Regions from separate parts of the Mus musculus genome. Here regions 1, 2, 4 and 5 are each linked to region 3. A link is a loop called in an ENCODE intact Hi-C map of the cell type or tissue named here. Cell type or tissue: left cerebral cortex. All regions are shown on one strand. Region 1 holds the start of Abraxas2 (BRISC complex subunit). Region 2 holds the start of Gm35364. Region 3 holds the start of Edrf1 (erythroid differentiation regulatory factor 1). Region 4 has its middle 10 kb from the start of Gm35364. Region 5 holds the start of Zranb1 (zinc finger, RAN-binding domain containing 1).

Region 1 (5,000 bases), 780 kb before region 3:
ATATCTTCATATCTCTATAGCAACCTGCTGATAGAATAAAACCATCTTCCTTTGAACTCTACATTTTCCCACACAACATTTACTCAACAGTTACAAAATAGGCAGTATCTCCATGCCTGGCATTAATTCCATAGGACAAAAAAAAAATTGCAACTGCAAGCAACTAAAACATGAATCCTTCATGAATTTTAGAATAGGCTAGCAGAGAAAAAATAATAAACAGGGAAATAGAATTAAAAGTACAGACAATGCTAGATGGTGGTAAGAGTTTGTCTTGGTGAGCTTTGTCAACTTGACACATCCTACAATTATCTGGGAAGAGACCCCCAGTTGAGAAACTGTCTATATCAGATTGGCTTGGTGGGCTGTAATTTTCTTACTGTTATCTGACATGCACAATATTTGACATTTGGGGTCACAACCCATATGGTGAAAACCTATGGGCACAATTGTGGGAGACCCTCTTGATTGTGTCAGAAACAATGATTCTCACTTCATAATAAGAGTACTGAGCCGGGAGTGGTGGCGCCCACCTTTAATCCCAGCACTTGGGAGGCAGAGGCAGGCGGATTTCTGAGTTCGAGGCCAGCCTGGTCTACAAAGTGAGTTCCAGGACAGCCAAGGCTACACAGAGAAATCCTGTCTCGGGGGAAAAAAAAAAAAAGAGTACTGGTAACTCAGAGTAGAGAAAATGAAGCAGTTTATTTTGCAACCTGGAAAATTTCTGTGTCAGCCTATGATAGCAAGCCTACTGAATGCAGAACACTGTCTACAAACCCTAAGGAATGACCCTTTCTTATTTTTTTTAATAATTAAAAGGATATAGTCCTAACAACCAAAACCATGTCTGGATCTATCTCCATGTTTCACATCTTGCATATTTTAAAGCATATCAAACCAATGAATGATCTTGTAGAAAAGTTTGGATGTTTGAGATTTTTTTATACTCTAAACTTTCAGTTTGGGGGGAGTAGCTTATTAACATTTGGGGGAGGGGTACTTAGCTAGACTATCAAGCATTAGCAAGGGCCTTCTGTTTTCTGTTCACTGTTAGCTGGACCTAAGCTGGCTAGAGACACCTTTGAAAAGTGAGCCATCGGATTTTATTTCCAGCAATTGCTAATTGATGTAGGAAGGCCCAGCTCTTTGTGGGTGGCACTTAGGCAGGTGGTCTTAAACTGGATAAGAAAACTAACTGAGCTGGAAAATTAGGTTCTCTCTCACAGGGAATAGTTCCAGGAGATGTGAACTGGGAGCTGTCAATGGAAAACTTCCCCAGCAGCCAGGCTAAATCAATCAGTCCTGCAAGAAGAGGTCTGGGTGGCCTTTCAAAGCACCCAGGGCAGGCATAAAACAGTGAGCTATATAGTTGTCCAAGAGACCAGCATCTCAGGCAGAGGAAAGGGACATATGTAAAGGCACTATGACCTGATGAACTTTCAGTGCTTCCAGAAAGCAAAAAGGCTACTGTTGTAGCTGTAGCCAAGTCTATCAGGGTAGCAGAAGCAGGAATGCAGGGGGAGGGCATGTCGGCGTAGGATTTGGAGGCTGGCCAGGTATAATTGACACCTTATATCTAAACATTACCATGATCATTTCACTGACTGTGTTGAGGATATATTTGCAGGTCAACAGCCTCACTTCATTACCTCGACATTTTGGACTGGTTAATTCTGTTATGAGGCCTTTCCTGAGTTTACCTCCTTCCCCTGGGGTTGGCATTGGAAAATATCTCCTAGCAATGTCAAGCATCCCTTAAGGGCAAAATTGCCACCAACTGGGACTCTGAGAAGTTGTCATAACCAGGAGAGAGAAAATGGTGTTTTGGGTCAGGGTGGCAGATGTGCTGGTAGTGAATCGTAGGACTCAGTATTTTTTTGAAGATCGTTTTAGCTGATCTGATGTAGGGAACAAGAGAAAAGAAGTTGTTAAGGCTAGCTGCAAAGGTTTTTTTTTTTTTTTTAAGATTTATTTATTTATTATATGCAAGTACACTGTAGCTGTCTTCAGACACTCCAGAAGAGGGCGCTAGGTCTCGTTATGGATGGTTGTGAGCCACCATGTGGTTTCGGGGATTTGAACTCAGGACCTTCAGAAGAGCAGTCAGTGCTCTTAACCTCTGAGCCATCTCTCCAGCCCCAGCTGCAAAGGTTTTGATTTGAGTAATTGTCATAAACAGTTTTATTTGCTGAACTTGGAAAAGAAGTGAGAAGTAGCTCTGTAGGGAAATCAGGAGCCCAGCTAGGAATACTGAAGTCTTAGCAAGCTGCAGAAGAAATAGTTCCCTTTTTTTTTTTCTTTCTAAATTTGATAGTTTATTCATTGCTACTTATTTGTTTTTGTCTTCTATGATTTTTGTCAAACTTGAAGGTTTTTGTTTTTGTTGTTTGTTGAAACAAGTCTATGTAGCATTCATTGGCTGGCCTCCGACATGCAACCCTTCTGCCCTTACACGACTTATATTTGAATTGTTTTTGAGTCCAGAATCCAATCGTTTTACCAGCTCCACTACTTCTGACCATAATTCCCCTGTCACTGCACCAGGTGGGGATTATTGTAAATCTCCTTCCCTTCCATTTCTCCTACGCATTAGTCTCAACCAGGCAGGCAAAGTGGTCTGTTCAAGTTGAAATTACATCATGCTGTTCCCAAGTCAAATCTCAACCTGTTCAATTGCTGGAATCATCTCCGGCCTTCCATCCTTCAACTTCATTTGCAGAAGGGACAAACTGGATTATAACAAGGCTGTACAGACAGGCCGGTGTCTGAGGAACACACAAAACTGAAGGTGCTGGTTCTCTTTGATCTGGAATCCTTTACTTCCCTGTCCTAGCTTCGAGTAGCTTGGAGGACTTCATTTCCCAGGATGCTCAGCGGCGGGGCGTCCGGAAGGCTGTGCACCCTCCGCGGGGCATGATGGGGGAGGTGGAGATTTCCATCATGGCGGCTTCCATTTCGGGCTACACCTTCAGCGCTGTGTGTTTCCACAGCGCCAACAGCAACGCCGACCACGTAGGTGCCGGGCCCCCTGCCGTGGCCGCTGGGGCCTTCGGCTTCCTCCTCAGGCCGGCGCCTGCGGCCAAGCGACGACCGCTGGAGGCTCGGCCTTCAATCCCCGGGACAAACCGATGAGCTGGTGACCCAGGCGGCTCCCGCCCCCTTCCAGCTCCTGCACCCCGCGGGCCCTTCTCTGGCGCTCTCGGCCTCGGGCGGGTCCTGGCACAGCTGTTCTCAGTCCAAAGGACCTAAAGCGCCCGGCCCCGCCAGTGTCAGGAGTCGCCTAGCCAAAACTGGGTGCCTACCCCTCGCTGAGAATCGCGCTTCCAGACTTGAGTGCCTTGGGTCGGGATGGAGTTCAAAGGTCTGGGTTGTAATCTAGGAGAGGATCCAAGTTCTGACCCCCGGCCACACGGGTCGTCGTGTCTGTCACCGTTCATACTTATCAGATGTGGCTGTTTGGATTTTTTTTTTTTTCACCCCAGTGGAAAATGGAGAATGTGAATAGGCTCGTTAGGTGCAGAGTCTTGTTTGCACTTCCTCAAAGTTGCCTGTTTAGTTCCTCAGCGAGTGTTCTAATCCCCGGAACTTGTCTTAAGAGGGAAGTGACAGGCCCACTTATGAGCGATCAGAAATGTACAGGCCATGGAGTCCATAGGACTCTTCGGTGTCTTTATTTTACGAATTGCCTTTCAATGCCGTTGACCTCTGGAAATTATTTGTGAAATAGGTGCTTTTACAGGACATTACTCTCCCACCAATTAGCGGTTTGTGTGTGTGTTGTTGTTATTGGTGAACGATTTAAATTCATTGAATAAGAGATGGGGCTTTTTGTGGTTGTCATTATAAAAACAGTAGTTAGAAGGGAAACTGGATTTGGTTTGATGTCACTGATCTTCGATTCCATTAATAAAGACTGATTCTGAGAGGCGATTCCATGAGTATACTGAGTGGAATGAATTTACTGTTCTTTTCATCTCTGCAGTGTTGATGGCAGAGATTACTGATAGGAATATATTCAGCATTGTTCTGCTTTTTTTCCTAAAGCCAGCTCTGACCTACTAGCCTTCAGTATTGCAGCTAGCTCTTAATACTGTAAGTGGTTGTAAAGTTCCTAGCGTCCATGGACTGCAGTTACGAGTTCAGGGTGCTTATTTATTCTGTTTTAGAGAGTACCTAGGAATGTCATAGTTTGTGTATAAGACAAGATTATTATAAAGATAAGAAACTTGGACAGTATTTCTAGAAACTGCCATAGTTCCGTTTCTTCACTTGTTATTTATTCTTTGTTGTCTTGAGATAGTGTCAAGGCTGGCCCTGAACTCCTGATCACCCCCAATCCTAAGTGTGGGGATTTCAAGGGGAAGCCATTAAACCCAGCTCTAGCTTTCTAGCTATTTAATAGCAATTTCCTTAATATTTATCTCCTACTTGGCATGAGGGAAGAAATTTTATACAAGGCCAATAGTTTGAATTGTGTTTTATATGATTATACATTTTTATATTAACCTTACCACAGTTATGGGTGTGGAATACTTAAAAGTAATGTCAGGCGGGGCGTGGTGGCACACGCCTTTAATCCCAGCATTTGGGAGGCAGAGGCAGGTGGATTTATGAGTTCGAGGCCAGCCTGGTCTACAGAGTGAGTTCCAGGACAGTCAGGGCTACACAGAGAAATCCTGTCTCGAAAAACCAAAAAAAAAAAAAAAAAAAAAAAAAAAGTCAGTTTTAAAGTTGAAGAACCAAGAATTTACTTTTTAAAAGATGTGTTTGTTTGGTCTAGGAAAATTAATCTAAAGCTAAACTTATTCTGTGGAGCTAAAGTTAGCAAACATTTTTGAAAACATTTTTGAGATTATAACTACATCATTTCTTCCTTTTTCTCCCTCCAGACTCCCTTTCCCCCACACACTTATACTCCTTCTTGCTTTCTTTCAAATACATGGTCTCTTTTTTTTTTATTAATCACTATTATATGCTTATATGTATGCATATATATTCCT
Region 2 (5,000 bases), 510 kb before region 3:
TGCTTGGGCCGCATCTAAGAAAAGTAGGGGGTGGGGGCTGGGCAAGGGTACCACACACACGCGCGCACACGCACTCTCCGTGTCGGCGACTATAGTCGCCGGCGTTAAGCAAGCCACCGGAGGGAGTGTGTGCGCGCGAGGGTTTGCCCGCGGTGACCGCGCCGAGCTCTCGGGCCCGCGGCCTCCTAGCCCCTGGGCGCAGCGTGGGCTGCAGGCGACCGGCCACGCCGCGGGGCCTCCCGCAAAAGCAAGGCCTGGGCGCACCGGCACTCCCGCGCTGCCCGGCCTCAGTCGCCCAAGGCAGAGGGAAGGGCGCGAGCCGGAGAAGAAAGGCTCTTCCCGCCGGTCGATCCGGCTCCGCGAAACACCCCAGGCGCAAGGAGGCGACTGCGGCGGCCGGACCGTCCCCGCGCCACGCTAGATCCCCGGTGCCCACGGCGCTCCCAGCCAGCCCCTTTTACGAAACTTTCTTTTTTGCTTCGCCCCACCCGAAAAGTGCGGTCCCGGCGAGGACGCCGAGGACAGCGGGCGGAGGGCGAGGAGGAAGTGGTGCCCGCGGGAGCGCGGCTGGGCAGAGGAAATGCCCGCGCCGCCCGCCCCCGCCCTTGCAGCCCGCCCCGGCCCCCCGCCCCGCCGCGACTTTGGCGGGCCGAGCCCCGCGCGCCACTGGCGGCGGCGGCGGCAGATGTGGCCCCGGCTGCCCCAAGGAGCCAACAATGCCGGGCCGGCAAAACAAAAGGGATTCGCTTCGCGTCTTTCCCGGCCTCTCACTTACACTCTGGGAGAACCGCGCGGGATCCCGGGCCGATAGGGGCCGCGCCCCCAGGGGCCCCGAGCCACGCGCGCCCCGACTTGTCCCCGCCGACCCCGGTGTCTACTCCCCCCTGCCCGCCCGCCTCCCAGGCGCAAGGCCTGCCGCACCCCGTCATGCTCGGACTCCTGATCCCCAGGGATCTGGCCGTATTGTCCCCGCGGCGCGCAGCGCGCTCGTCCGAGATCGCCAGCGGCCCCCGCGCGCGCACCCACCGGGCTCCAGGAGCAAGCCCGGGGCGCCTAGGAAACCGTCGCCAGACGCCGCCGCCGCTGCCCTCCGGACGCCGCTGCGCGCCGGGTTTTTCTTTCCTTTTTTTTTTTTTTTCCCCAATCCTGATGGGAAGGAAGGTGACCGCCTACTTCGCATTCATCAACTCTCATCACAACAACAAAAATCCTGGAGCAAAGGGCGGCCAGCAAGCGCAATCGGTGGCGAGGGGCGGAGGACGAGAACCCCCCGGCAGAGGTCCACCTCCGGGCGTAGTGTGTGGACACAGGGCTGGGGGCGCTGACCAAAGATGTCCTCGGATGCCGGCCCGGTGTCCTTCGCCCTCCTCCTTCTCCCGGAGTGGCGCAGTGAGGCGCGGGCACGGCGCCCCAGCCAGCGGCCGCAGGTGAGGCGGGGGCGGCGACAGCCCCAGCCCTCCCCGGGTACCCCCGCCCTTACCTCGTCCTGGGTCGCCGGCGTCCAAGGAGAAGGGCGCCCACCCGGGAGGCGGCGGCGGTAGCGGTGGCTCCCGCCCCTCCCACCCCACCCGGCGGCGGCGGCGGTGGTGGTGGTGGCGCTGGTGGTGCGGCCCCCCCTCTCAGCGCGGCATGGCTCCCAGCTCGGTCTCTTGCTCCTCCGGCCGCAGCTGGCTCCTCTGGGCCGCTCCCGAGCCACCTTAAAATGACACACGCACACAGAGACACACACACAAAAACTTAATCTCTCCAGCTCCGCGCCCCACCCCCTCCCGCCCTCCCCTCCCTTCCTTTGCCTTCCCTTCCCTCCCTTCCTTCCCTTCCTCCTCCTCCCGTCGCCGCCGAGCCTCTTCCTACTTCCCCACCCACCCCACCCCCTTCCCCCGCCCACCGGCTCCCGATCCAGTCCCCCCCCCCCTCGTCCTGGCCGCGCGCCTTCTTGCCAGCCCCGCGGCCTGGCGGGGGCTGCGTTGGGGGTCCCTGGCCCGCGCCTCTCTCACCCCCCGAGAGGATGCTGGCTGTAACTTGGATCCGGGGAGGGAAGGTCCTGGAAGCCGAGCGCCTCCCGGCTATTTGCTCTTCTTTATTTGTTTTCTCCTCCCGGGAAGGAGGAGGAAAGCGCAGAGAAAAAGGAAAGGGAAGGACGGAAGCGGCGCGGGCCGCTGCTCCGGTGCCCTCCGGCTGCGCAGGAGCGAGGCGGGAGGCGAGGTGAGGGTCCCCTCGCACACTCGTTTTCTTTTTCTTTTTTTTTTTTTTTCTTCAAAGGCGGGGTCTCTCTTTGCAAACCAATGACACAACCCCACATGGTCCGGTCTCGCCCCTACAGATACTTCTCACTACAAATCGGCTCTCTCCGGGGATTAGCAGCTACACGAAAGTGCATACTGGCGCTGCGGGCAGCCGAGGGGGCCGGGCAAGGCAGACACTCCCCGGCCCAGCCCCGCGCCTCCCTTGAGACTCTGGGGACGCGCAGGGGTCCCGCAGCCGGTGGGGTGACTTCACCCTCCTTCCTTCTCCTCCCCTTCCACGTGGGGCACGCCACGTGGGGAGACGCGAGCTCTAGCGGGCCTCGGCACGGTCCCCGGGGTAGCCCCGGCTCGATAAGGCCCCCACCACGCCCGCTCAGCCGACCTGCACTCTACTCGGCCCCGAGGCTCCAACTTCCTCCAGGGCCCCGCGCAGGCCACGGGTGCCGTCCCAGGCTCGTGAGGTCAGGCGCGGGCCGGCCACAGGGGGCACTTGCGCTCCCAGATCCCAGATCCGGGAGAGCGAGCCAGGGAGGTAGCGCTGGCTGCGGGGCGCGCGGAGACTGGTCTATGTGCTGGAACTTGCCACGATGTGTTCGCTACGAGAAGCCAACTGTTTTTACACATTTAGAAATGTCTTTCTGTTGTCTGGATGTCGCTGGGGCTATTTTGAAAGCCTTGCCTCGGTCAGGTCACCAGGCTCTCTAGAGGCCTTGCGGGCCCGGGGGTCGTGCGTGCGGTGCCTTTTCGTGATCACGAGTCCACAAGTGTCTAGGAGCATTACGACTAGAATCAGGACTCTTAACGACGATGGGACACAGCGGCAGCGCGAGACTAGTTAGCATCTGGGCTGGGTTCCTTGGCCATGACCCGCGACACTGGAGCGCTGTCCCCGGAAGGGAGCCGTTTCCCTGTACTCAGGGACCCAGGATTACCAGACTTTAAGCGCGCGTCTTCTAAGGACCCCTGTGGCGCTGAACAGAGCCCTTGGATGCAATTGTTTTTTTTTAAAAAATCTTTAGGGTGCTAGCGACTGGATTGAGATGTTGGGCTAGCGACTGGATTGAGAGGGGGTGTCCAAGGTCACAACTTTGAAGACCACAGGGACCGCCATTCAGAGAGCCACGTAGAGTGTGGTATGGGTGGCTTCCTCCCGCCCTTCGCGACCAGAGGCATTTATAGAAGAGGTGGGCCTCTGCTCTGGAGGCCTCCGAGCCCCTGAACCCATCGCTGTGCGTTCTGGAGAGCGCAGCCTTTCTCGGGCTCTATCTCGGCCTGTTTGCTAAACTGCTCACCAGATGACGGCCGTGAGACTGGCACTGTTAAGGTTTCTATGTTTTATAGTCAAACTATTCTGAATGGCAAGACGGGAACGGTCCCTCTCCAACACATCACATCCCCCAATAGGCCTGGGGCTGCCCTTGAATGTTCTGTGAACGAATCACAGGTGTGCACCCGCCTCTGACCCAGTTGTCTCTATCTTCCAGGGCTTTGTGTTCTCATAGATTCTTCCTCTTAAGAGTTTGCCTCTCCCCAGCAGCTTCATTCCAAGGTCACAGGGCCCGGGAATTGCTTGCAAACCGATCTTGTCCATACCCGGGCTTCTGTATCACCAATGCCAGCTTCCTGGCCCTCCCTAACTATGGTAATTCCTGAATTTTTATGTTTCTCAGATCTCTGCCCTTCGTGGTCCTCTATTCTCACCAAGAAGCCACAGTCAGCTGGCTTTCTGTCTTTCCTGTTACTTCTTCAGCTTTCCTGCAGTCTGATTTTGAATTCCACTTTAGAAAAATACTACCGTGGGCCCTGCAGGATGCCTCAGCCTGCAAAGTTGCTACCTAGCCAGAGGAGCTGAGTTCAATCCTCAAAGGCTAGGGAAAGATGGAAGAAAAGAGTAGACTAAGTTGTCTCAGACCCCTGCACATGTACCAGATATCACAATAAGAAAACACTACCCCCTTTCTTATGAACTCAGAACTAAAAATCATTTCTAACTTCAGCCTGACCACCTGCATTTTAAAATATGGAGTCCAGGCTGGGGGGGGGGGGGGGGGGCGTAGCACAGCGGGTAGAACACTTGACTGGTATATATGTGGTTCTTGGCTCATCTCTTGCTCCTGAAGTCAGGGGAATCTGGCAATCACCCAGATAAGGTTGCACTGCTAATACTTTGGGGCTGGCAAGATTGCTCAGTGGGTAAAGCCCTTGGTCCCAAGCTTGAGAACCCAGAAAGAGCAAACTGACTTCCTCAGGCTGTCTTCTCAGCTCCATACATGTACCATGCAATGCATGCCAACCCCACAAGATAAAAACAAGTGTACTAACATGTTTAAGAAACTAACTCTAGCTACCATCAACATGTGACTCTAGCCATTTCTCAAAAGATGTCAAACATAAACAACAAGACCAGAAATAAAAACCCAGGGCTGGAAAGATGGCTAAGCAGTTAAGAGCATTGGCGGCTCTTCCAGAGGCACTGATTTCAGTTCCCAGTAACCACACCCACCTTAACTCCGGCTCTAAGGGGTCTGATACCCTCTTCTGATCTCCAAGTGTTCCCCCTTCACCCCCAAGTGCACACATACACACACACTCAAATGAAAATCTTTAAAATTCAAAAACGTAACCAGACTCCAATAGATGCTTCTCTGAGGATGATGTACAAACAGCCACTGAGCAGACAGACTCACTCAATGCTCAGCCCCAGTCAGCAGGGAAATACAAATGAGGACCACAGTAAGATACCACTTCTTGTCC
Region 3 (5,000 bases):
TGTGTGAAGAAAACGTGGGGTGTATCAGAAAGGACTTATTAGAGTGACCTGAGCGGAATCTACAAGATGCGCAGGAGTAAGCTAGGGAACTCAGAGAAGGAATCCTAAGCACAAGAAAAGCACCAGCAACTTAGAGCTGTGGTGGCACACAGTAAGTTAGTCATCCACTCCACATGTGTATCCTAAGCAAAGAGGCCATGAGGCACTGAGACGGGAAACACGAGAGCTCAAAGCCAATGCGACTGTCCAGGGAGGCATGTGTGACAGAGACCATCCCAAGGAGACGTATGTTAGGCAAATTCTGGCAGCTGTTCTTGTCCTAACGTTTGAATGATGGGAGGAGTGATCTGTTTCCTCACAACACTGGATTTCAATCACTTACATTAGAGGCAGTGATGATAACTTTTAGAAGCCTACAGCATGTGTTTGATTATGGGGGAAAGGCTCTTAGAGCTGGAGGAATGTATAAACTTTATGTAACCCAGATGTGCCTGGTTTCTCCAGGCCTCAGGGATCACTCTCCTCTCCCAACTAAATTAGTCCCTGCCTGTGTGTGGCTTCTTGAAACCCAGCCCCTGGCCAGACCTTCCTCCATAAGTCTGGGGGCGGCGGGGGGGGGGGGGGGGGGGGAGGGGGGAGGGGGGAGGGAGCTTGATTGGCTTGCCGGAGCCCTGAGCTCTCATGAGCCCCTTGGTGTTGTCAGACTCCTGTTCTGTATACCGAGCTCTCACTTCTGCTTCCTTCATTTCTCCTTTTTGTAGGGTACTAGTAGCACATTTTCCTACTAAGCATCATTAAAAAGGATCCACATGTTAGCATCTCAAGAAATTTGTACAATATTTGAGTCCCGAAGAAAAAAAAACCCACTACTATACTACCTCAGTAAATTCTTACTGATACATCGTTATTAATAAATGACAAAACTGTAAGGTTATCAGAACCTAACTTATATTTGTAGAAGTGTTAATAAAATTAAATATGAAACAAGAAAGAAAAATAGAAAAATGTTAGACTAAATGTAAATCATTTCTTTCTTACATGAATCTGTTCATTTAGAGACACAAAAACAACCAGAGATTTCCATTTCAGAAACAGATGGATTTTCAAATTGGGACCATATTACTTTTTAAATATTTGCTTATCATTTAACATACTATGATGTGCAATTTAATTTTTAAAAATATTCCTGTAAAAAAAAATATTCCTGTAACGTGAGTTAATGGATATACAGGGTTTATTTTTAAGTACTCAAAGTTTAATCTTTTTGTGTTAGCTACATAGGTCTTATTCAGATCTCTGTATTATTATTGTGTGTGTGTTCATGCCACAGGACATGTGACGGCCAGAGGGGAGCTTTCCAGAGTCAGTTCTCTCCTTCTACAGTGGGGTCCAGGGATGACATGGAACTCGGGCCCTCAGTTTTGTTTGGCACAAGCTTTTATGTGACGAGCCTGCTAGCCTCTGATGTAATAAACAACGAAAAGGACAAAACAAACAAACAAACAAACAAACAAAAACTGGCTCTAAATACAGAGTAGTTTAAAAAAAAATCACAAAACATGCTTTAAAGTAAGGATCTGCAAAATATGCACCAAAAAGTTAATTCATAAAAATGTCTTGTTTTGCATGAAAGCAATTTGCAGACTGCATCTGCTTTCTCCGAGAACTCCTAAAGTTTTTCAGTTACTGGGTTTTTAGAGACTAAGGAAAATTATAACCTGGCATGGCTAAATAATTGCAAAGGCCAAAACACTGAAAACTGAAAACGTATACCTCCGTCCTGGCTCAGCCATTAGGAGCACTTTCTGCTCTTGCAGAGGACACAGCTTAGCACCCACAGCCCACAACTCCCAACTGCGTGTAACTCCCGTTCCAGGAGATCTGATGCCCTCTTCTGGTTTCTGCGGGCACTGCATGCACACACGCAGCCAAAGCACTCAAAACACATTTAAAAAAAAAAAAAAAAAAAAAAAAAACCCAAAACGTAATACCTCGACATAAAACAAAACCTTTTACCTCAAATATATATGTTTTATGAGGAATGTAGCAGTTTGTCTGTTATTGGGTGCAGGGTGGAAATGTAGCTCCGAGTGCTTGCCTAGCCTACACGAAGCCCTGGGTTCCATCCTCGGGCAGAAAGAAACCCCAGCCCTCGGGAGCTGGAGGCAGAGTGTCAAGTTCAAGGTCACTCTCGGCTATTTTGCGAGTTCGAAACCAGCCAGGGCTGCATGAGCGCTGCCTAGAAACCGATTAAACAGACTGATGGCTTCTCTCTCCTTGCTTCAGCCCCACTGATCTGAGGGTGCTGAGACCCACGGAGGTCCCCGCGCGTGTGCAACTCGGAGAAGCCCCAAGAGAGCGGCCGCCTGCGAGGGCCTTGATGCCACCAGCTTTGATTACGCGAATACCCAAGGCGGCACCGCCCCACCCCAGCCACCGCGACTTTGACTCAAGTCTCATTAACTGTTTGCCAACAAAGACCGGCCACGAGCGAGGGGGAGGAGCCCGGGAGGCGTGTATCGCGAGAAGTGTCCGCCCTAATGGTGTGACAGGCAACGGCGTGCGGCAGCTCCTGCCCGGACCGCGAAGGAGGAGCCAGAGCCGGAGGACGGGCTGGACCTTTGGGTGAATCTCGCGAGATTTCATCGCGCTACCTCGAGCTCTTCCTGGCAGCCGCCGGAAGTGCGAGCCGCTGAGTGTCCGAGTCGCTCGCTCTGAGGTTCTCCTGCGACTCTGGGCCCGCGTTCCTGTCGCCGCCTCCAGGGCTCGCGCGTCTGGTCGCCTCCCCAGGGTCGGAAATGATGGGGGACCCCAAGGAAGCAGGAGCCGAGGCTTCTCCTTCAGGGGCGGCCGCCCGAGGAGGGCTCAGCCTCCTGTCCCAGGCGGACTCCGAGGAGCCTTCTGCACAGGTGAGAGGCGGCGGCGGCGGAGCGCGACCTGCAGGGGCTTGGGGGGTTTGCGGGCCTGGGAGGGGGACGTGGGGCTTCTGGAACTTTCTTCCACGCCTCCTTAGCACCTCTAGTACGGAATGAATCACCAGGCGAGCCTGTCGTCGGGTGTGCAGGCAGGCGTTTGCTTGCAATGCGCAACACCCCTGGCTTCGCACTCGGCGCCAGTGGACGGGCTATAGAGTGTGTGTGTGTCACAGCCCGCCGAAGGCAGGCAGAGGAGAGAGGGACGGACCCAGGGAGGGCACAGAGAATTTGCAACGCCTGGAAGGGTTCTCGAAGGAGAGTCGAACAGCGGGTCCAGACATTGAGCATGCCCGGGTGGGTGTAGGGTCAGCTACGGAGCTAATGTAGAATGGGATGCGATGAGCTTACCGATCAATCGCTGTGTGTTTGGTAAAAATAAACACGTCCTGCAAATGACGTTTGTCATTGACTTATGCTACTTAAAAATATTCCATTAGAACCGTACAGAAGTCTTGCTCGTTTTACATGCGGTTGACAGGACACAGTTGAGCGCACTTAGTTTCTGAGTCTACATTTTTCTGTGACTCATCGTACCGGGTTGAGTCTTGGCTGGTGTGGAACTGGTTATGCAGACCGGGCAGTCAAGCTGGACGTAGACCTTGCACTGGCCCTTGTGCCTCTGCCTCCAGAGTGCTTGAAGCTTGTGTTTGCAACTACTATGCCCAGATTTTTAAAAAGCAGGTTGGTTGGCCCCTGTCCACTTCTTGATTGATCCTTTTTTTTTTTTTTTTTTTTTTTAGTTTCGTGAAAAACAGCTAAGTAAGCGTAATTTAAGCTTGTTTATTAAGTGTTAGAGCTGACACGCAGCTGAGGCTCCTTGTGAATCCTGATTTGGTGGGTTCTTAATTCATTTTTATGAAAGTGAGATTGTCGTTCCTGGCAGTGTTCATTAAAGCTTCATTCCATATGTTATTTAGGGATCGGCCTTATTTCTTGGAGGCAACGAAGTGAAAAGCAGAGCTGTGGTAAAATACTCTTCTGCCCCTCCTCGAACAGCGTTTGCACGTCTCGAAGAAAAAACAGACTTGAAACTCCCACCTGCCAACTGGTTACGAGAGAGTGCCAAACTAGGGCCAGCAGGAACCACCATTCTTGGCAATAGTAAGAAAAGCAAGCCGTTTTCAAGGTAAATTTTAATCGCTGGCATTTCTTTCCCTCCCTCTCAACCCCGGCTCGAAGCTCTGAAAGCTGCTTCGCAGTTCAATTGGAGATGCATGTTCACTTGCTCAGATATTTTTAGTAAAAGAATATAGTTGTCATCCAAAGTCCATGGTACAGTAAGAAGATTTCAGAGGTACATGCTTTCTTCCAGGCTGCAGCATGTCACGATAACGTGTACACGTTGACTGCTCATCAGCTGTTTTAGCCTGTTGTGTCTGCTTTCATATGTGCAAATAGGATGGTATGCGAGGGGCAAGACTTAAGCTGCTGCTCGGCTTGCCCTTTGGAGTGTTTATTAAATATGATGGAGTATTTGGAAAAGCCTGAGGTTTAAAACCCCAAATGCTGGGTAACCTACACCCTTGACCCACACTGGAAATTCTACTGGTGGTTTTTAAAGTTGTGAGTATTTGGGAGTCTTATGCTGTGTCTATATTCTTGTAGGCTGTTTTAACCGTGTTTTCTTTTTCCTCCCCTGAATGATTGGACTTAAAACATTTTTATATAACTTATATAAAACTTTATATAACACAGAAAGAGCCACAAATGCATTAATACCCTGAGCTAGTAGTTTAGAGATTATCCTAGTGCCTCAAAAGGTAATAGCTTTGCTTACAAGTTGATGTAGCATTTTTGATACTGTGAAAAGTCTGAAAATGACCACATATTTCGACTATTTTAAAAATGGCTTAATTGTATTAAATGTGGTGAGTTGGTTTCAGTAGTTGTGCTAGATTTTTTTCTTTTTTAATATTTATTTATGTATTATATATAAGTACACTGTAGCTGTCTTCAGATACACCAGAAGAGGGCATCAGATCTCATTACAGATGGTTGTGAGCTATCATGTGGTTGCTGGGAATT
Region 4 (5,000 bases), 520 kb before region 3:
CAGCCTGTTCTAAGCACTTATAAAATATTACCTCGTGGGATCTTATTACATACCGCCATTCTACAGACTCAGAAACCTAAGCCCCCGTCAAGAGCTAAGTAAATGAGAATGAAGGGAGGGCTACAGCGTTCTTTCCATGCCATCTTTGCCACACATTCTAGAAGAATCTACCCCCTGCGTACACTGATCCTTCTACTGGCCTCTAGAAGGGCGTCTCTCTCGTCTAAAAGAAGTGACAACATCTTCTAGATCAGAGCTTCCCACCCATTCTAATGCTGTGACCCTTTAATACCGTCCCTCAGGCTGGGCTGGGGAACCATAAAACACAAAATCCCTCAACCATAAAATTATTTACTTGCTACTTCAAAACCTTGCTACTGTTACCAATCATAATGTAAATATTTCTGCAAGATGTAGGTCTGTCCAAGGAATTTGAGACCCACTCTACTCTTCCTCGCCTCAATACAGTACAGGGCACCCAGTGCCCCCCCCCACCCCCCCAAAGCAAAGTTTATATATCACCAGCTTGAAAAATTACTGGAATGCAGCTTTAAGCCTGACCCTACTCTAGGTGACAGGCAGCAGCTGGGAAACCTTTTCCCAGGCTTCCCTTTGGGATAGCAGTTATGAATTTACCTCCAAGCTCACAGGCCAGACAGACAGACGGACAGAGCCCAGGCAAACAACCCTGGAATCACTCTATCTCCCTGCAATCCTTGTACACAACAAACTCAGCTGTATGAAGTTCCCAGTCATAATATAAAGGAGACAAAATTCAGAAGCAAGCTCAAATGAGTCCGTAAGTTAGTTCCATGGGGTACACCTGGCCATTTTAGGAAGAAAAGAAATTACCCACTGGTCCAGTGAAAATACTCAGAGGAACTCTCAACTTGATCCTTACTGGCTCCTGGCTTTTGCTTAAGTCACAGTTTGGTCTTCCATTCGGGTGAGGAATGAAAGGATGCTGCATGGGGAGGTAGGGGGAGGGGTCTCCATCCCAGAGGATCAGGGGGAGGGGGTCTCCATCCCCAAGTTAAAAGCACTGTGAACGATCGGCCAACAGAACTGCACAAATGCTGGATGGGGAAACCAGATGATCAGGAGACCAGTGTGTCCCTCCATGGGGTGGGCAGAACTCAGGCACCCCTACCTTGTGTTGAAGGAGTTAGCTTAAGTACCAGCCTCAGTGGCTTTTCTTCAGAGCAAAGGACCCCTGACCCCTAGGGGTATATACTTTCTGCATGCCAGAACCACCGGTATGGTTTGGAGACTACCTGAAGCCATGCCTAGCAGGGACTGACTGTCTATAAGAAAATTACATGCAGTCACAGTGGTCAGCAAGCAAAGGGGCTTTATCCTCTCCTGTCCCATCACCTAGGCCTGTAGAGTTAAAGCCAATACAGAATTAGCACCCCCCCCAAACAGACCTCTGCGTGATGAAGTAAAGGGCGACCTGTTTGAAAACTCAGGAGGGAGGGCTCTTAAAATAGACAGAAATATAATCATTACCCAAGCTGGAGCAGGGCCAGGACGCCAGGGCAAACATGAGTAATTTGTTAAGAGACACCTCTGGCACATTATCCTATCAGGGTTGAACCCACCATGGAGCCAAGCCCCCTGCCTTTCAGCCTCAGACCGGTCCCCCAACATAACTACAGGGATTTCCCCAGCTCACAGGCCCACACCTGTTCTCGAAGGGGAAGGAAGAGCTGCAGAGCAGGAAGGCACTCACTCTTTCAATGGAAGCCTGTTTTTCAGGAAAATCCCCAGCATATGGGGACCTTAGGTCCAAAGCTCCTGCCCTGGGTGCCTTTCCGGTTGAGTTATTCACCACAGGGGCAGGGCTGGGCTCTGGATCTTAGGGCACGCCCAACTTCATGCCATTCCCTTCAGTTCGGATGGCCACTTTGAAAGGAAGACTAATCCTTTTGTTCTGGAGAACTCACTCAAATTCCTGGCTAAGGCCAGTGTTACACAAAAGCAAGGCTGTAACCTAGAACTTCCTTGAAAGGAAGTTTTTACTGGTTTTACAGGAGTGGAGCAGACGGACCATCCCATCGTCCTGAGGGGAGATCTTGCCCAGCTTTCTCCAAATATCTATGTGTAGAAATTGAGGAACAGTGGGGTATAGGGCGCCTGTCTCTCCCTCCAAGGGAGGGGCACTCACCAGAAAGGTAGTGCCTGCTTTGAGGATAGTCTGAATCTACCTACTGGAAAAGTGATGCCTGTCCCTAAGCACAAGGAGTTGCTTATGGACGGGTGTGTGTGTGTGTGTGTGTGTGTGTGTGTGTGTGTATGCCCCGCAAGCCATGAGTCAGTAATCCAGAGAATTCTTTCCAGACAGCCAGAAACTTTCAAAGACCTCCCAGGTTTGAATAGTCACTTCAAGATTACACTGAGAGTAATTGGAGAGAAAGCTCAACAGTCAAGACCACTGACTGCTCTTTCAGGACCTGGATGCATACAGGCTCGCACACACCCATGCACCCACAATGGCTGTTAACTCCAGTTTCATCCAGAGGGTCAGATGCCCTCTTCTGGTGTTTGCATGTACTGTGTGCACAAAGTTTCGTGCAGGCAAAACATACACATAAAATAAAAGTGTGTTTTTAAAATACAGAGAAGCCTGATCTCGTAGTACAGTACAGGTCTTAGCTGCTCAGGAGGAGACTGAGGCTGCCCAGTGAATTTAAGAGCAGCCTGGTATCTTCGGGAGAAAAGGGATGAGATATAGCTGAGTGTGCTTGCCTAGCTTATGCAGGAGACCCTAGGTACCCTAAGCTAGATCTCCAGTACAAAGTGAAGGGAACCTACCAGCAGGTGGTGATGCGCGCATACACACCTCATTCCAATACTTGGGGAAAGGAAGATTGTGAGTTGGAAGCCACCCTACAAAACATAGCAAGACTGTCCCCACACACACTGTGTGTGTGTGTGTGTGTGTGTGTGTGTGTGTGTGTGTGTGTGTGTGTTAAGGGATAGCTCTGCTAATAAGCCTGATAGTCGGAGCTCAGTCTCCAGAACATACAGGTTAGAGATAATTGACTCTTGAAAGTTGTCCACCTGCAACCTGGACACACACACATGCGCACCCACAAATATACACAAATGGGATCCAAATGTTTTTAAGTGCAATAAATGTTTAAAGGCCTAGAGAGTCTACTCTAGGAAAGTCTCCCCACTTTAGGGTGGATCACGCTATCAAAAAGATCACTCAAAGGACAAAATGAACAGAAGCCGGACTTCTCACAGCTCCGGGGCTCTGGGGAACCTATGAGCTGAGGGCAGGGTAAAATGGAGTAATTATTTGAGACTTCAGTCTGAATTCGGGAAAAACACAGAATCTACCCCTTCCCTCTGCTCCCATGGAGGAGATAGGGTGGAACCAGGAAGTCCTACTCTGACCATTTTCCAAACGTCAGGTCCCAGCTCCATGGAGAGGTCATGAGCAAGTCACTTCAAAGTCCTTCCTTCCTCAGTCTGCCATCATTCCACCTAGGGAGACTGGTGGGCCAGAGCCAGATACAAGCGAGGGCTCAATTGACCATCCCTACATCGTTAAACTCTTATCATTAAGTAACAACGCTGCAAGGAGATCCGAAGTCGTGAATGAAGTCTACAAGACAGAGGAAGTTTAACGTTCAGAAATTGGTTCACCATGGAGAACCCTCAATCCAAGTCTAGATCCCGCTGCCCCTCCCCCTAGTGCCCAGCACCTCCGGCTAAGATCCCCAGGCCCCTGAGCGGCCACCATAACAAACACCCGCAGCAGTTGGCGGAAATGGTAGGTCTCAGTCCTGGCAGTTATGTGTCAAGCTCTATGGCCGTTTGTAGAGCAAATAAAACAGCACTTTAGAACTTACTGCACAGCAAACCTGCCACAGGGATGATACCCCTGTACCCCTGTGGGCCTTTCGCCCTGAAAGCCTAATGGAGGCGCTAGAAACATCTTGACCCCTCCCCCCCAGGTCAGAAACATTGGGTCAGGATCACTGTGGGCAGAAAAGTGTTCAGGACAGGGTCCCGCCAAGCACCTGGCTCAGCTGAGCTGAAGTTGGGGGCCCACTTGAATGTCCTCCCCACCAAGGAATCTCAAGTCACCCCGCCCGCAGCTCCCTCCAGGCCATGGAGGCCAGCTGGTGAGAGGGAAGCGGCAGGAGGAAGGAAGTGGGGGCTGGGGCACAGGGTCTATTACCATCACCTTCCAACACTTCCCTGCTGTTTAGATTAGCAAGTGAAAAGGCCCGGACCAGGGGAGTTTTCCCCGGGTCGGATGCCTCACCCTGGGCACAGAGATAGACGGGCGGGGTCGCCAGGTGCACACACCCCAGGGGCTAGAAGCCCACTTGGAGTCCTGAGATTCCAGATCCTCAAAAGCCAAATGAAAGGCCCCCCACGCTCCTTCCCCTCACTTCCCATCCAGACCACGCCCCCTCCCGGGGCGGGGCCAGGTGTGACCGAGACCTTCCTCTTAGACCCAGCCTCTCTTGCCCGCCTGGAAGGTCGCTCAGGACACCGGAAGTTGGTGTCCGACTGGGTAGAAGGCAGAGGGTCCTGGAGGGCCCAACTCTGCTCTACCGGAACAAGGATAGGGAAAAAAAAAAAAACACCCAGCCCCTCCGTGACTTGGAAAAAGCGACTCTATTTCTTCCTTGCAATAAACAGGAATTATTGTATTTACCCAGCTCGCAGAGCCTCGTGAAGATTAATGGCTGTGAACTGTTTTTAAGATAAAAAAACACTCCCAGATCTTACTTGTAACATTCATATATGCATATGGACATCTGATGCACTTAAAAAAAAAAATCACTCTATCCAAGTGACATTCATCACCAGATCTTAGAGCAACAAAAGAAAGCGATGGGTGCTCTCCGGACAATATCTGACCATGGCACGCACCTGAGCCACCAGCTCCAAAAGGCAGAGAGGCTATCCAGCCAGCAGTGCAGATTAGGATAACATCTAGAGAAGGTAGGGAAACATGAAACTTAAAATATCCG
Region 5 (5,000 bases), 710 kb before region 3:
TAAGGTCAGTGAAGCTGTTTGTCAAATACACTGACCTTTTCTTTGTTCTGAGTTTCAAAATCTGCATACTCCAATACTATTTGGGAATAATGTACTTGAGGCTCACTACACCTGCACCTTTAAGAATGTTGCACATTTTGCAATGTCCACCTTTCTTTTTCTGTTGGGAGTTTTCTGGAAATTCCACAGTAACTACTCTATAGACCGACACCTCTGCTGTTCATGTCCAGGGTCAGCCTAGTTCCTTGCTCTTAACAAGGCCCTGCTGCACTCTTCTAAATCCTGGATCTGTACACAACTGACCTCACCTTATCTAGTTCTGTCCAGGAGTTCCAATGGTCTTCATAGCACAGTCATGCAGTACTCTGACTTTTGATTCTTTTTGTTGCCCCAGATTCAGGTACTGGCAAACCATAAATGGAAAGGTTCTAAACAAAGGCTTCCTCTAGTGAGTCTCATCACTCACTGCATTCCACTTCTGCCCCTCCTTCCCACTCCTGCTGGATATCTAGGTTTTAGCTCTGTGTCTCTCAATTGTTTTCTGTCCCCATTTCTATAGCTATGTATCACAGACATTCCAGGAAGGTAGTTCTCATATGGCACCTTATCATGCAAAACCCTTTTTGTGACTATTAAAAATATATATTTTAAGTTGGGCATGGTGGTGCATGCCTTTAATCCTAGCACCTGGGAGGCAAAGGCAGGCAGCCTCCTGTGAGTTAAGAGGTCAGCCTGGCCTAAATAGCAAATTCTAGGTCAGTCAGTGATACCCAGAGAGTCAGAATCTCAGTCTCTCTCCCTCCACACACACACACACACACACACACACACACACACACAATTTCTAAGTATGTGTATATGTGTGTGGGCATGTGCATGAGTGCAGGTACTCCTGGAATCCAGAAGGCATAGGATCCTCTGGAGCTGCCTAACATGGGTGCTGGGAACTGGAGTCCAGTCCTCCTGGAGCCACTTCTCCAATCCTTGCTTTCCACTATTATAGAACTAAACAGAAGCCCTAAAATGGCAAACCGGAAAACATGATGGGATTGTATTTTCCACAGGTAGCTCAGGAAACACCTAACAGAAAAGGTAGAACATATGATAACTGCCCCTATACATGACCATGGTGGTTCTAAGAAACATACTAAAAACTTACAGTTGGTGCCTTCAAGTACTTCATTCTTTAAATGTGTGTGCCTGGAAGTGAGCAGCCCACTGGATTTGGTTTTTTTCTTCCACCATGTGACTCTCAGGAACCAAACTTAGGTCATCATGTTTGTGGCATGTTTACCACCAGGGAGAACTCTCAGGCCTCTAAATTAGTTTCTTAACTATGACCAAGTCAGTTGTTCTATTAGTTAGCATGTTAAAATCACTTAATATTTCTAGGTATCGGTGTCCCCATGTGCAGACTTTGGGGGTAGGACTCCATCAGTAGTTTTCAAACCCGGCTGCACTTCAGAGTAGCTGAAGGGTGTTTAAGACTTATCTATGCTCAGATTCTCCTCTTAGGTGGAGCCCATGTTTAAAAAGCCATACTAGTGACTCTAATGTGTTGCCATTGTTGAAAACTAATACATTCTTTTCTTTCTTTTTGTATATGTTCCTATGTGTGTATACAGGCCTGGGGACAAAAGGGCAAATGATACCTTGGGTATGTATCATCCTTCAGGAACATCCACTTTTGTGTTTTAAGGCAGGATCTCTCACTTGTCTGGAGCTAGACTTAACTGGCTGGCTATGGAGCTCAGGGGTTCTCCTGTCTTCTCCTTTGGCACTGTCATTATAAGCATGAACCTGGCTTTCTTACATGGATTCAGGGGACTGAACTCAAAGCACTTTATATACTGATCCATCACCTCAGGTCTGAGAACTACTAGATGCCTCTCAAGAGTCTTTTTGTCTTCAATGCAGTTTTTTTTTTCCTTTGTTCTCCTTTTCAATTATAAGTTGATTTTCACTTTAATTTACTTAGCAATCCCATTTTGTCATTGTGGTTATTTTGACTTAGCCTCTTTCCGTGCTATCATTTTTACCACTAAGATGGTCTTCCTTATCTTTGTGTTTATTTCTTGGTGCAGATTTTTTTTTTACAAGACATTTATTAAATCAAATTTAAAAGCTTCCTCTGAGTCCTATCCCTTTTCTGACTAAAATAAACTACAACTTGGACATCTTACCGTGTGATTGGTGTTTATTTGGAGGCAGCATGCTGTAAAGCTTTGATTCAGGAAGAGGAAGTGCTTAAACAAAGTGTTTCCAAAGGGTCAACTGAACTACTGTTTTTATATAATAGCGTGGGATCCTACCTACAAATGAATTAATTATATCCTTGAGAACGTGTTGTTTTGTGTTGTTGTTTCCATTTAAACTTAATTTATGGATAAGTTCTCAGACCAGGTGGGGGTTGCTGAAGGCCTCTACTCCATAGCAATGGCTATGGAGAGGAAGCACCCCACTGGTTGTGAAAGATGTTGGTGAGGGGAAGTTATACAAAGTACTGTTCTTTTGATGGCCATGGTACAGCTGTCTTATACCATTTTATGCAAATAACTCAAGACACCAAAGACAGCTTCACAAAGTGAATTCCCACTCAAGTTTGGGAAACATCAAACTTCAAGTAACACGGTCATCCTTTTGGATCTGAGGTATCCAAACAATTACTAAATGCCCTCCCAGATTGCTGTTAATGTTCCTTCAAGATACTAATTAATTATTTTTATTTTTAATTATGTGTTTGTGCAAGTGAGTGTGGGTGTTGGTAGAGGCCACAAGAGGGCACTGAACCCCCTGGAGCTGGAGTTACAGGTGACTGTCTTCCACTGAAGTGGCTGCTGGGAGCAGAACTTTGCTTCTCCGAAGTAAGTGCTCTTACACGCTGGCCGTTTCTCCAGACCCCCCATATTACTATCTTTTTAAAAATTACATTTATTTATTTTGTGTGTAGCCCAGAGAACAACTGTGGGAGTTAGTCGTCTTCTTCCACTCTGTAGGTACTGGGGATGGAACTCAGGCTGTCAGGCTTGGCAACTTTACCCAGTGAACTATTTCTACGGCCTTTAACACATTACTTTTAAAGCAGTTTACATTTTGAAAAAGTTTGAAGTAGGGCTAGGTGAAGCTAAGAGTAGTGGTGGCGTAAGTCCAGCACTCCGGAGGTTTAAGAGTTCGGGATCAGTCTCAGCTATTTAGAGGGGTTAGAAATAAATCGGGCTACAAGAGAACCTCGTCTGAAAACAAAATAAAATGCCAAGTAAGCAAGGCTTGTAATCTCAGCGCTCTTGGGGAGGCTGAGGCAGGAATATCGTTTAAGAGTTCCAGGCCAGCCTGAGCCCCAGAATGACAGCCTGGGTCAAATTATTGAAATTTTAAAAACTGTTTTAAACCGCCGAAGGAACGGCCAAGCGGTCTCCCAGTTAGCAAACAGATGCGTGACTCACGCTTGATTCAAAGCGCTGGCGACTCTGCAGCAAAGAGCGGCCGGCGGCCAGGGGAAGAAGGCTCCCACCTCCCAAGTGCATCCTGCACTTAGACTTGAAGACACTCACCCGGGAGGACGCGTCGCGGGACCGCGCGCGCCGTAGCCTCACAATCAGGACGCACGCTGCTGACGTCACGGCCGCGGCCCGCTCCTGCGCCGGGAAAGAGGCGGTCGCCTATTGGCTGCGCCTCCTGAGGCCTCGGGACCAATCACAGGACGGTGAGCAGCGAGGTCCAGTTCCTGACGTTGTGCGGCCGCCGCGGGGTTTATTTAGCTCTAGGGTCCTGACCGCCGCCATTCGGAGTCCTCTGCGCCCGAGGCTGTCCCCAGACCGCTCCGCCCCTGTCCCCGAGCCTCGGCCCCCGCCTCCGCGCAGCCTCTCCGCCCCTCGGGCCGCTGGGAGCCGCGCGCGGGCCCGCGGAGAACATGTCCTGACTGAGGCGGGAGGGCGGAGGCGGCAGCAGCGGGGTGGGCGGCGGCGCCGAGGGAGGCGGAGAGGGGCCGGGCTCGGCTCGTCGCCGCTGGCCGTGCGGGAGTCGCCGCCGCCGCCGCGGCCGCCGGGCGCCGCGCGTCAGACGGGGAGGAGGAGGATCCGCGGCCGCCAGGTAACCGGGCCTGGGTTGGGGGCGCCGCGCCGCAGGCCCCTCGCGGGTCGACCGCGGCCTGACGGGGCGTCGCGGGGAGCAGGCTGCCGAGCCTCCGGGCGGCAGCGTTGCGGGATAGCGCATCGCAGGCCCGGGGTTGTCCGCGGCCGCGCGTCCATCTTGGGCTTCCCAGCGCGGGGACAACCCGGAGGATGAGGGAGAGTGGCCGCCCGGCTTGTTTACCGACCTCAGTTGGCCGCCTTCGTCAGCGGCTGGCGCTGCCCTTCTGCCCGCCTCATTCCGGCAACTGGGATCCCTCCCGAGTCCGAGTGTGTGGGTCTTATTCCCACCTCTTAGTAGGCCATAAACACCCGGATTTGTCGCTCTAAGTTGGTGCTGGTCCCCAAACTTGTGTTTTGGTCCCTTGTCCACTTTCTCTCCCCTCATACGTTGGCCTCCGGTTGCCTAAAGCAAATCAGGGTGAAAGTTGATGTCTGGTGGCCATGGGCAGCTGGAACTCCGCTCCCGGTAACGATCGCTCTGTGCACCTACCTTGTGGGTTTTCTTGTTTTGTTTTGGTTTTCTGCTCTAATTTGGCTGGTCATTGCACAGACAAAAGAGCTGTAATACTTGCTGTTAGCGCCGGGGAGAGGCAGTTTACGTTAAGCAAGAAGTTTGAACCCGCCCATTATCTTGGAGACGCTGGTTTTGAAACCACCTTGCTTAGAATTTTGTATCTCAACCCCTCGATTTCCCCTTTCGGTTACCCACTAAGTCAATTTTTATAAGTTCTTTCCACTGCTTGCAATGTTTGGTCTCTGTATAGTTGACCTGTGATGGTGTTAATAAACGTGATGTACAAATACTTGGAAGTGTTATATAATGAGTGGCTCCTGTACCCCGCAGTCTCTTTCAGTCGACTCCCTACCAAC

Evidence for each region. A loop is a pair of places that touch in the nucleus more often than their neighbours do. Peaks named below come from ENCODE experiments on the same cell type or tissue, not always from the same donor. Only the 100,000 strongest peaks of a DNase experiment are listed, where the experiment ranks them.
Region 1: it touches region 3 in a loop (2.5-fold over the local background); 4 of 42 quality-filtered maps call a loop at or near these places.
Region 2: it touches region 3 in a loop (6-fold over the local background); 13 of 42 quality-filtered maps call a loop at or near these places.
Region 4: a loop joins it to region 3, with 3 times the contacts of the local background. A loop is called at or near these places in 13 of 42 quality-filtered maps.
Region 5: a loop joins it to region 3, with 4 times the contacts of the local background. A loop is called at or near these places in 4 of 42 quality-filtered maps.

Annotation. Positions count from the first base shown.
Region 1 is chr7:132,856,322-132,861,321 of GRCm38, forward strand. Abraxas2 (BRISC complex subunit) reads left to right here and starts at 2,904. Exons shown (of 9, transcript NM_198017.3): 1 at 2,904-3,012. The coding sequence starts at 2,914. In left cerebral cortex, a CTCF peak has its summit at 2,039 (motif pointing right); DNase peaks (open chromatin) are centred at 2,124 and 2,898; H3K4me3 peaks cover 1,315 bases; H3K27ac peaks cover 1,022 bases.
Region 2 is chr7:133,121,661-133,126,660 of GRCm38, forward strand. Gm35364 reads left to right here and starts at 1,895. Exons shown (of 2, transcript XM_006508433.3): 1 at 1,895-2,205; 2 at 2,324-5,000. The coding sequence starts at 2,009. The coding sequence ends at 2,951. It also overlaps a transcript of Ctbp2 not described here. In left cerebral cortex, a CTCF peak has its summit at 2,718; DNase peaks (open chromatin) are centred at 196, 233, 786, 919 and 3 more places; H3K4me3 peaks cover 3,169 bases; H3K27ac peaks cover 2,682 bases.
Region 3 is chr7:133,635,015-133,640,014 of GRCm38, forward strand. It overlaps Edrf1 (erythroid differentiation regulatory factor 1), which reads left to right and starts at 2,661. Exons shown (of 25, transcript NM_178115.4): 1 at 2,661-2,909; 2 at 3,893-4,101. The coding sequence starts at 2,799. In left cerebral cortex, CTCF peaks have their summits at 1,900 (motif pointing left), 2,841, 3,049 and 4,919 (motif pointing right); DNase peaks (open chromatin) are centred at 1,887, 2,584, 3,047, 3,471 and 1 more place; H3K4me3 peaks cover 2,849 bases; H3K27ac peaks cover 1,584 bases.
Region 4 is chr7:133,110,889-133,115,888 of GRCm38, forward strand. It overlaps a transcript of Ctbp2 not described here. Among named protein-coding and RNA genes, the nearest start is that of Gm35364, 10 kb to the right of the region's middle. In left cerebral cortex, CTCF peaks have their summits at 2,557 (motif pointing left) and 2,757; a DNase peak (open chromatin) is centred at 2,806.
Region 5 is chr7:132,927,457-132,932,456 of GRCm38, forward strand. It overlaps Zranb1 (zinc finger, RAN-binding domain containing 1), which reads left to right and starts at 3,720. Exons shown (of 10, transcript NM_207302.3): 1 at 3,720-4,089. It overlaps 1500002F19Rik (a long non-coding RNA gene), which reads right to left. Exons shown (of 2, transcript XR_003946678.1): 1 at 3,552-5,000. In left cerebral cortex, a CTCF peak has its summit at 2,766 (motif pointing right); DNase peaks (open chromatin) are centred at 2,861, 3,659, 4,365 and 4,655; H3K4me3 peaks cover 2,120 bases; H3K27ac peaks cover 1,767 bases.